3 separate regions of the Homo sapiens genome follow, and regions 2 and 3 are each linked to region 1. A link is a contact called in ENCODE Hi-C data. All regions are on one chromosome and are shown on one strand. The core of a region is the stretch at or near the end of the contact, and the rest is flanking DNA. Distances in the headings are between cores, read along the strand shown.

The links. A loop is a pair of places that touch in the nucleus more often than their neighbours do. Pooled maps may share reads with other maps.
Region 2: a pooled map shows a loop between it and region 1 (20-fold over the local background). The contact joins the promoter of ZNF302 here to the promoter of LINC00662 in region 1. A Hi-C loop is called at or near these places in 7 of 50 pooled maps.
Region 3: a loop to region 1 is called in a pooled map, with 15 times the contacts of the local background. The contact joins the promoter of CEBPG here to the promoter of LINC00662 in region 1. A Hi-C loop is called at or near these places in 2 of 37 single-sample maps with no recorded cell type and 7 of 50 pooled maps.

Annotation. Positions count from the first base shown.
Region 1 is chr19:27,792,233-27,795,386 of GRCh38, reverse strand. It overlaps LINC00662 (long intergenic non-protein coding RNA 662), which reads left to right and starts at 1,447. Exons shown (of 3, transcript NR_027301.1): 1 at 1,447-1,855; 2 at 2,155-2,387. It overlaps LINC02987 (long intergenic non-protein coding RNA 2987), which reads right to left and starts at 1,956. Exons shown (of 7, transcript NR_146733.1): 1 at 1,778-1,956. RefSeq lists enhancers at 1-68, 1,235-1,714.
Region 2 is chr19:34,676,428-34,679,581 of GRCh38, reverse strand. ZNF302 (zinc finger protein 302) reads right to left here and starts at 1,904. Exons shown (of 5, transcript NM_001289187.2): 1 at 1,479-1,904; 2 at 769-845. The coding sequence starts at 777. SCGB2B2 (secretoglobin family 2B member 2) reads left to right here and starts at 2,423. Exons shown (of 4, transcript NM_001025591.4): 1 at 2,423-3,154. It also overlaps the pseudogene ZNF807P and the pseudogene SCGB1B2P. RefSeq lists enhancers at 1-280, 1,138-2,034, 2,166-2,225, 2,276-2,375, 2,035-2,932 and a silencer at 1,656-1,715.
Region 3 is chr19:33,372,049-33,375,202 of GRCh38, reverse strand. CEBPG (CCAAT enhancer binding protein gamma) reads right to left here and starts at 1,494. Exons shown (of 2, transcript NM_001806.4): 1 at 1,308-1,494. RefSeq lists a silencer at 898-1,707.

The sequences.
Region 1 (3,154 bases), core at 198-2,697:
GGAGCAGCCCTGTAAGGGCCAGATGGCTGGGTGGAAAAGCTGACCAAGTCTTCCTTCCTTTCAGCCAAATCTGGAAGAAAGGCACCTTGCCTAGAGCAGTGTTCCTGGTACCCAGGCCTCTGTGGGCATCCTTCAGCACAAAGACCCTCTCCAAGGGGGGATGGGCTGGCCCTCCCAGGACCACCAACCCACTTCCAGAAGCCCATGGGTCATCCCCACCTTCACCTGACTGGGCTGTCCCTGACGCTAAGGCCCAGCAGCACGAAGGGGATTCCACACAAATCAGGGCAGTAGGCTGCTCTCTGGCGGCACTGGGGGCTTAGGGTCTGGCCAGCCTGTCCCTGGCTCAGGACACATGCCTGGAAATTAGGGTTTTCTCCTCTGCTCTTAGCATCTCCTGGGTAAACCAATAATTACTCTCCCTCATGTCTCAAAATTCACATCTATCTAAAAGGCGCTAGTGAGGGTGACATTTCCAGGAAGCCATAGCCCATGTCACCCCCTGCAAAGCTGTGACCTTTTCCGCGGGCAGGCCAGGCGGCGGAGTTCTCCCAAAAGCGGATGAACTGGCACTCTGGCTGGAGAAAGCAGAGAGCAGCAGCACAATGGACAGCGTCTGGGACCTCAGGCCGATTCCACAGCAGCTTAGGAAAGCAGGAGGCCCCCTGGGCGGGAGGAGGCTTGATGCTCTGGAGGGAAACGGAACTGAGCAGCGGGAGGTGGGGTGAGCCTGAGACCCGACCGATTTTGGCAAAGGCGAGGCGCACTTTGCAGTATCATACTCTCCTCACTGCCCAGCCCAGACCTGCCCTTCAAGTCCCTCTATGGACTCACTCCCCTTAGCCAGGGGTGGCACAGATTCAGTAGCCAGCATGGGTTTGGAAACAGAGGTCAACACCGCCCTGCCCCTCCCTGCGGGGCTGCGCAACACCCTTGAACCCTGCGCATGCTGAGACTGTAGTCCCATAGCCCTGCGACCAACGGCCGGAAGCAGCTAAGACACTATTACCAGCATGCCCGGCAGGAGGGCACCGCGCTGCCCCCCCCCCTCAAGGGACCAGCATCATCCCCACTCCCGTAGCATACTGGGATTGTAGTCCCGCAGCTCTGCCACCAACAGCCAGAAGCAGTTAAAAAACTGTTCCTCTCAGCATGCCCTGCAAGGCGCGCACCGCTGCTGTACCTCCCTTAACGTATCCGTAACCTCCCTCAACGTATCCGTACCTCCCTCAACGTATCCATACCTCCCTCAAGGTATCCGTACCTTCCTCAAGCTATCCGCACCACCCTCTCTTCCATTTCATGCGAAGATTGTAGTCCCGCAGCCCTGCGACCAGCGGCCGGAAGCAGCTAAGATGCTACTGCTCCCAGCATGCCCCGCGAGGCGCGCACAGCACAGGCCCTCTCTCAAGGTCACCACCTCCACTCCCGTTGTATGCTGGGATTGTAGTCCGGCCGCCCTGTGACTAACGGCTGGAACCGCCTAAGACACCACCCCAGCCAGCATGGCCGGCAGGAGCGCACCGCGCTGTCTCCCTCCAGGGATCCGCACCGCCCTACAATCCTGCTTTGTGCTGAGATTGTAGTCCTGCAGGCGTACAACTAACAAGCTGGGTGCAGATAAGAGACTACAGCTCCCCGCATCCCAAGCAAAGGTCCCTCCTCTACGGAGCCCCTCCACGCGTCCACTGCGGTTCCGCCGTGCCAAGGGGAGCTTGGCTGTTCACGGGCCTCACCTGCTAGCGAGAAGATAGCTTGGCCGGGCGGCTGATCTCACCTTGTAATTCTGACACTGTGTCTCCCGGGCTTGTCGGCTTCATGACTTGTGCCCAAAGTTTGATTTCTCGCAGACCAGGTAAAAGCCAAGAGGCTCTCATAGGCGCCTTGGCAGAGTTGCCATTGGAACGGGCGTCCTCTAGTAGCTGGGATCTCCCCGCCCCTTCCTCCTGAGGGGCCACTCCTTTCTGCCCCACCCTTCTTATTGCCCCACCCTTTGCCACACTCCTTCAGAGATGCGCAGTGCTGCCCCTTTCTATGGGCAGGGCCGAAGGTCCGCGTGTAAAAGTACCCAGTCCCTGGTAACCTGACACTTCCCTTTTAAAAGCCACCTTTTGTCTATCTCTGGCCTGCCACGATTCTTCCTGTGCTCCATAGGAGGACCCATTGGACCCCCGGGCTGGCTGCAGGGCCCACACCTGGGTTAGACCTCGCACAGGGACGCTGCTGCCACTGTAATAAAGCGTGCCTACACGCTTCTGAAACTGGTGTAGGAACAACCTCAGTTCTGTGAAAGGCGGACGCAGCAGGACAGAATCTCCGTGGACATCTGTCTGGAGGAGCAATTTTACTGCGACATTTTAAAGAAACAAATTTAATTGATTTCCAAGGTAAGAAATTAAACCTTGAAAACTAAACTGAAAAGTCATCTGTGTTTGACAAGTCAGACTTTCTCCAAGAAGAAAACTAAGGAGTGCATATTTTCCATTATTATAAATAGTGAAAATGAGAAATCATAGCAACTCCCTGGAAAATCTTGCTCTGCCAGTTTTCTAAATCACAGTAGGGCCTCGATATGGTTTTATTTGTTTTTGTTTTTGTTTTGGAGTGTGTTCACCTTTTGAATATAAGAATTTGCGGTTTTGACCAAGTTTTTAAATTTTCAGCTATTGTTTATTTGTTTTTGTATTATATTTAATTTTTCTGTCTCTCCCTCTCTGTCTCAGACTCAATCATTTCACAGGTCTCTTAGGCCTCTTTTCATTTTCTTTAAACTTGTTTCAGTCTTCAGATTGGATGGTTTATATTGCTGTCTTCTGTTTCTACTCTGTAAACTAAAAGTTCTTTTTATTTTATTATTTTATTGTCTTCTATTTTACTCTTTTTATAATTTCCATGTCTCTGCTGAGACTCTACATGAGTTAATTCATTATGAGAATATTTTCCTTTACCCCCATGAACGTACTTATAATAGCTGCCCTGAAATACTTGTCTGCTGATTACATCATCTCGGACATCTTAGAAATAGCTTCTGCTGCCTGCTTTTTATCTTGTGTATAGTTTGCATGTTACATTTCTTCACACATTTTATGAATTTTAATATTGTGTAATAGAAATTATAAATATTAGTTATAGAGACTAAATTCTGTTGTATTCT
Region 2 (3,154 bases), core at 655-3,154, 6.9 Mb before region 1:
CGTATGTGGGGGAAGAATATTCCACGTGGATGGCACAGCAACTGGTGACAGAGGCTGGAGCGCACAGGAATGAGGAGGCAGAGAAGGAAGGTGGGATCAGGGAGGTAATGGCCTAATTGTACAAATAGGTCATTGCAGAAGTGACTCAGTTAGAACCACTGAAAAATTTTAGGTTGCGGAATGACAGGAATTTATATAACAATAGGACCATGGTCACAGCTGTACTGAGAACAGACTGATGAGGGTTAAGGGCAGATGCTGGGAATCCAGCTAGGAGGCTACCGCAATAATCCAGGTGGCTCGGACTGGGGTGGTAGTGGTGGTGGTGGTGATGGGCTAACTAATGGTCAGATGCTGTATACGGTGTATCGTTTAGATCCAAACTAGAGGACCTGAATATGAGTTATAAGTCAAAAGGAAGAATCAAGGATGACTCCAAACATCTCTTCACTTGAGACCACATGGTACAGTTTTGACAACCATAAACCGAATAACCTTACATTCCAAAGTTGCATTGTGAATTACAGTTTTAAAATGTTGGCAATCTAGAAAGTCTTCTAGCAGAAAACTGTAGAAAAGAGGAACACTGGGTGATGAGGACAATACCTTGGAGCTCTCCTGTGGGCTCCATTCTTCCTATAGTGAAAGGAACCATAGATCTAGTCCCTTAAATGGACTTGATTAGGTGGGAACAGGCAGGAGAAGCAAAGCAAACACACAGAGGCCTAATAAAGTGTTTCAGGAAGATTTGGGGACACACCGACTTACCTGAGACATTATTCTGCAATTTCCAATGGCCAACAGAGTCCCCTTTCCAGGTTCTTATCTTAGAGATGGGCAGTGTCCTGAGGGCACAGAAAGGCAGGAAAAAGCAGTCATGAAAAATCGGGCTTATCTTGCGGCACCTGTCACACACCTTAATGGAAAAGCACACTGGTAATCACTCGCCGGAGCGTCAATCTCTCCCTGGGAAGGAACAGGGTGTTTCTCCGCAAGGGCTATTTACCAGGTGCCACCTGCGGGGAAAATCAATTATTCTGTATACAAAAGACTCATAAAACAACGGTAACAACTTTATCAGCTCGTTCAGTCTTCACCACTTTGCAAGGTGTGCATTCATATTATTCCAGATTTTTTTTTTTTTTTTTTTGAGACGGAGTCTCGTTCTGTCTCCAGGCTGGAGTGCAATGGAGCGACCTCGACTCACTGCAACCTCTGCCTCCCGGGTTGAAGCGATTCTCCTACCTCAACCTCTCGAATAGCTGGGATTATAGACACGTGCCACCACGCCCAGCTAATTTTTTTTTGTATTTTTAGTAGAGACGGCGTTTCGCCATGTTCGTTAGGCTGGTGCGGTGGCTTACGCCTTTAATCCCAGCACTTCGGAAGGCGGAGGCGGGCGGATCGCTTGAGGTCGAGTTCTAAACCAGATTTATTTTTTAAAATGAAGACAAAACTGAAATTCCGAGATACTGAACCCATTTGTTCAAGGTTGCACAACTGAAAGCGCCGGCTTCATGACGACATAACCCAAAAAAAACTGTAGCTGGCGTCTGCTCTCGCGCCCACTTCGCTCTCACAACAGTGCCAAGAGGTCGGCGCCGTCATCACCCCGCGTTTACACGGCTCAACAGGAAGGCCAGGAAATGCCCAAGGCCCCGGCCGTGGTCAAACCGCGCGCGGACCCAGGGCCTTAGCCCCGCCGTCGCCGCGACCCACACTTGCCGGAGTCCTCAGCAGGGCCTCACCGTCCCGCAGGCGCCCCGAGCCCGCGCCTCCGCGGACCTGACGCGCCGCGTAGCTGGTGAGCGGGTAACGGCGGCCGACCTCCGGGAACGACACTGCCCCAAACCGTTCCTTAGCTTGGAAGCCGCCGCCAGGCCTGAAGCTATCGCGGGACTGACCCAGTGCACCGCCCACGGCGAACCACATTTCCCAGAATCCTCCCCCTGCGGTACAAATGTCCCGGAAGCCGCGAACCGCCGGCACCCGAAGACCACACTTCCCAAGGGTCTCTGCGGCTGCGCGGACCTGGTGCGCCGCGGGCAAACCGGTCACGGCTTTGTAAGTAGCTTAACCGCCTGGGGCCGTCGACCTAGAGCCGGCCAGCTAGGACCATGCGCAAATTGTCCTGGGGCACACAGTCGTCCTCTGGTGAACGATACAACTCGAAACCAAGGGACACCCTCTACTTATAAGGGCCATGGCGCCCGGACCAAGAAATTACATTTCCCAGAAAACTGCAGCCGTGCCAAGGTCTTCCGGGTCATTCCTGCGCTCACACAAACGTTTCCCTCCGAGACATGGGCAGCCCTTGCTGGTACCGCGCAAGTGCTCGCCGTTGCTAGCAAAGGGGCTCCTCTCATCCCAAACCCTGCCGCTATGCTGTTCACCTTCAGGTCTTTTTTTTTTTTTTTTTTTGGCACTCATTTGCCCAAGACGATAACTCACAAAACGCCCTGTGGCCCGACTGTCACGACTGTAGTTCGCCAACCAAGGGCATTTCCTGGAAATGCAAGGGGACACGTATCTGTGACACTAATGGCCGTTCTGACGTGCGTTACGCCCCTGGAAGGACTTGGAAATACTGAACTTGAGTGAGCACTGGGAGGATGGAGACCCTCATCCTGGGAGGAGTCACTCCTCCCGCAGCCATCACAGCCTGACGCCCCCTCTCCCCAGAAGTGCTTCTTAGGCCCACCCAAAAGGGCAATGGACCTCTCTGTATGCAAGCCAGAGCAGTCTACTGTTTGTGTATATTTGGGTTGTTTACTTTCTTTTTAACACTTAAATGTTAATTGACTTCAATCATTTTTAAAATTATAAATAGTGTCGCTATAGACTTTTTTGTACTTATTAAGTACTGACCTGCATGATCTTCGTGAAGCAGTGCTTCTGTTACCAGAAAGGGGTCCGGATCCGACCCCAAGAGAGAGTTCTTAGAGCTCACGCAAGAAAAAATCCATGGGAGAGCACAGTGCAAAGCCAAAGCAAGTGTATTAAGAAAGTAAAGAAACAATGGGTACTCCATTGTTAGAGCAGCAGCTTGGGCTGCTGGACTAGGGATACTTGTATTTATTGCTTGATGATGTGCTAAACAAGGGTGGATTATTCATGAGTTTTCCAGGAAAGAGGTGGGCAATTTCAATTTCTC
Region 3 (3,154 bases), core at 245-2,744, 5.6 Mb before region 1:
GATATTCTCAATGAAGTTTTGTTTCCATCTACTTTTTTTAAAAGCAGGTATTAAAAATAACTGAACCAGCCAAGTGTGCCCACCAAAAGCAGGAATCAAGAAGCTGAAATATGCTTCAGCTCCCTTGTACCCTGTAATTATTTAGCCTTGTTTACAGCAACTTTTTCCAGAAGCAGAATCGACCTTATGAACAGCTTATCCCAAATACTACTCAAGGGCTAACAGATGACCACATCTTAAATATCAAGAGCTTCTAGGTGTAGAATGTCTTCGTAAAGCAAGCCCTTATAGGATTTTCTTTTAAAATTTTCTCTGGGAGTCACATTTCTTTGGGAGAAGTCTGCCTTAAGTGACAACCTATTCATATAAGCAGTCAATTCTGACACAACTACCAATTTTGGTGTCACCCATCAACATTGAGACCTTTCTAAATCTTATACATTTCAGGATGCCAGATTACAGTATAAACTTCAAACAAGAGGAAAACCCAACACGTAAACCTGCGGAAGAGAAGCAACACACCAGCTGCCCTGGAAAACACTCTCCTCCCCCCGCGACACATGCATTTCCATCCTTCGCATCTGGTCACCTCCGCTGGCTGTCGGCCCTGCTCCGCTCCCTCCAACTATGCCTGCGAAGTGCTTCATTTCTTCTCTATTCGACCCGTAGGTGTTGCGTGTTCTTCTAAACTACGTTCAACAGTAAAGTGCAGGACATTCCAACAGCTCCACAAAGAAGCAAAATATTATCTCTGCAAAGTCATGCATTTAAAAACCAGTTGCTTTCCCTATTTTATTGATCAGTCTTTGAACTTCTGAACAGATTTTCGATCACCGCAAGCTGAGCCCTTCTAGAAGATCAGGATTCTAAAGCTCGACTCGGTCCACCTTCTGCTATTCTGGGAACACCCTTCATCCCCAGGGGCCAATGCGAGCCTGGCGGGTCACAGCGCCCGTTTCACCGAGAGGGGGCCGGGCTCCGCAGGGGGCATTCCCCGGCCGTTCGCGCGCTCCCGGCCCGCCGCGAGGGGCGCCCCGGGCAGCGCGGGGGTCGACGGGCGGCGCCGCAGCGCTGGGCCGCGGCCAGGAATGAGCTCAGCGTCCCCGCCGGGTGTTGCCGGCAGGTTGCATCAGACGCCGCGCGGCGCCGCCGCCCGCGCCTCCAGCCTCGCGTGGCCTTCCCGGGCCAGCGGGCCGTCTGGGGCCGGGGCTGGGTTTCCCCGAGCCGGGCCCGCACCCAGTCGAGCGGCCGGCGTCGCCGCGGCCTCCTCCTCCCCGTTCTCAGGGCGCCCGCCGCAGCCTCCTTACCTGCTCCTCTAGCCCGCCTGCCCCCAGGCGGCCTCCACTCCGAGCGGCCCCGCGCGGTGCGGCCCGAGCCGACCCAGGCCTCACAGCCCGCGAGTCAGCGAGGAGGAGCGACGGTTACGAAACCGGCAGCCTCCGCCCGTTCCGCAGCCGCGGCCACCGGCTTCCCCTGCTCGCCGGGGCCGCGCGCGCCGCCGCCGCCATCCCGGCCAATGGGAGCGCCGGCCTGCCGGAGGCACCGCCTTCTCTCGCGACGGGCAGCCCAGTCGACCAATCGTGGGCAGGCTGGCGGCGGGAGGCGGGCCCACGGTGGGGGAGTGGGTTCCGCGCGGCTGGCTCGGCGGGTGTGGCGGGAGCAGGGAGCTGCTTGCTGCGGCGTCCGCGGTCCCTAGGCAGCTCGCCCGGGCTGGCGGCGGCCTAGTGCTGTGGACGACTCAAGTTCGAGTCGGAGGCTGAAAAGCCGTCACCTTGTGGAGGCCAGACGTGCCTTTGGAAGCATTTTCTGAGGTGGTTTTGTGAACCACCGGCGACTGTTTTGGTTTCGCCGCGTCCCTTGGAAGCCCCCGCGGCGTCCCTCACAGAGTTTCTGCGAACGGAACGCCCCGCAGGCGGGCGGGCTTTGTCGCCGCAAAAAGAGTGGAGGCTGACGCGGTGGCTCCCGCCTATAATCTCAGCGCCGAGGGAGGCCGAGGCGGGAGAATGGCTTGAGCCCAGGCGTTGGAGAACCAGCCTGGACAACATAGCGAGACCCCATCTCAGTTACTAATTTTTAAAAAATCGAATGAACCCAGATGTTTCACACATAGGATTAGCATTGATGTCACATGGGTGAAATCCATGTGCTGCAGGCTGTGCTTTGTTGTTAGGGTGAGATGAAGTGAATTTCTTAAAATGATTCTCTTTGGGTGCCTTCCAGGTGCATGGGTGCGAGGTGATCTCTGAAAATAAGCAGCGATCCAGTGTGACTTAAAACTCGCCAGGAGAACCCGAAAGCGTTTTTTTTTTTTTTTTTTTTGAGACGGAGTCTCGCTCTGTCGCCCAGGCTGGAGTGCAGTGGCGCAATCTCGGCTCACTGCAAGCTCCGCCTCCCGGGTTCACGCCATTCTCCTGCCTCAGCCTCCCAAGTAGCTGGGACTACAGGCGCCCGCCACTACGCCCGGCTAATTTTTTGTATTTTTTTAGTAGAGACGGGGTTTCACCGTTTTAGCCGGGATGGTCTCGATCTTCTGACCTCGTGATCCGCCCGCCTCGGCCTCCCAAAGTGCTGGGATTACAGGCGTGAGCCACCGCGCCTGGCCCCGAAAGCGTTTTAACACCAGGAAGCAGCAGCTCGCTGGGCGGAGGGCAGAACTCGCCTGATAGGTTTAATTGCTTCCTCTTTAGCAACGCGTATCGTTCAAACAATTGAGGCTTTGAAAGAGGAAATGTTTCTTCAGCGCCCATGGAACCGGCTCGCCCCGTAAGATTGTTTCGAGGAATCAGTAAGATGATAAAGCAATAAATAAAAATTAAAAGGGGTCACAACGGTGAACAATGGGCTGGGCGCGGTGGCTCAGGTCTGTAATCCCAGCACTCTGCGAGGCCGAGGCAGGCTGATCACTTCAGGTCGGGAATTAGAGACCAGCCTGGGCAACATGGAAAAACCCCATCTCTACCAAAAATACAGAAGATTAGCCGGGTGTGGTGGCGCTGTGCCTGTGGTCCCAGCTACTCTGGAGTCTGAGATGGGAGGATGGCTTGAGCCTGAGAGGCGGAGGTTGCAGTGAGCTGAGATTGAGCCACTGCACTCCAGCCTGAGCCACAGAATGAGATCCCTGTCTCCAAAAAAAAAAAAACAGGTAATAATGCTC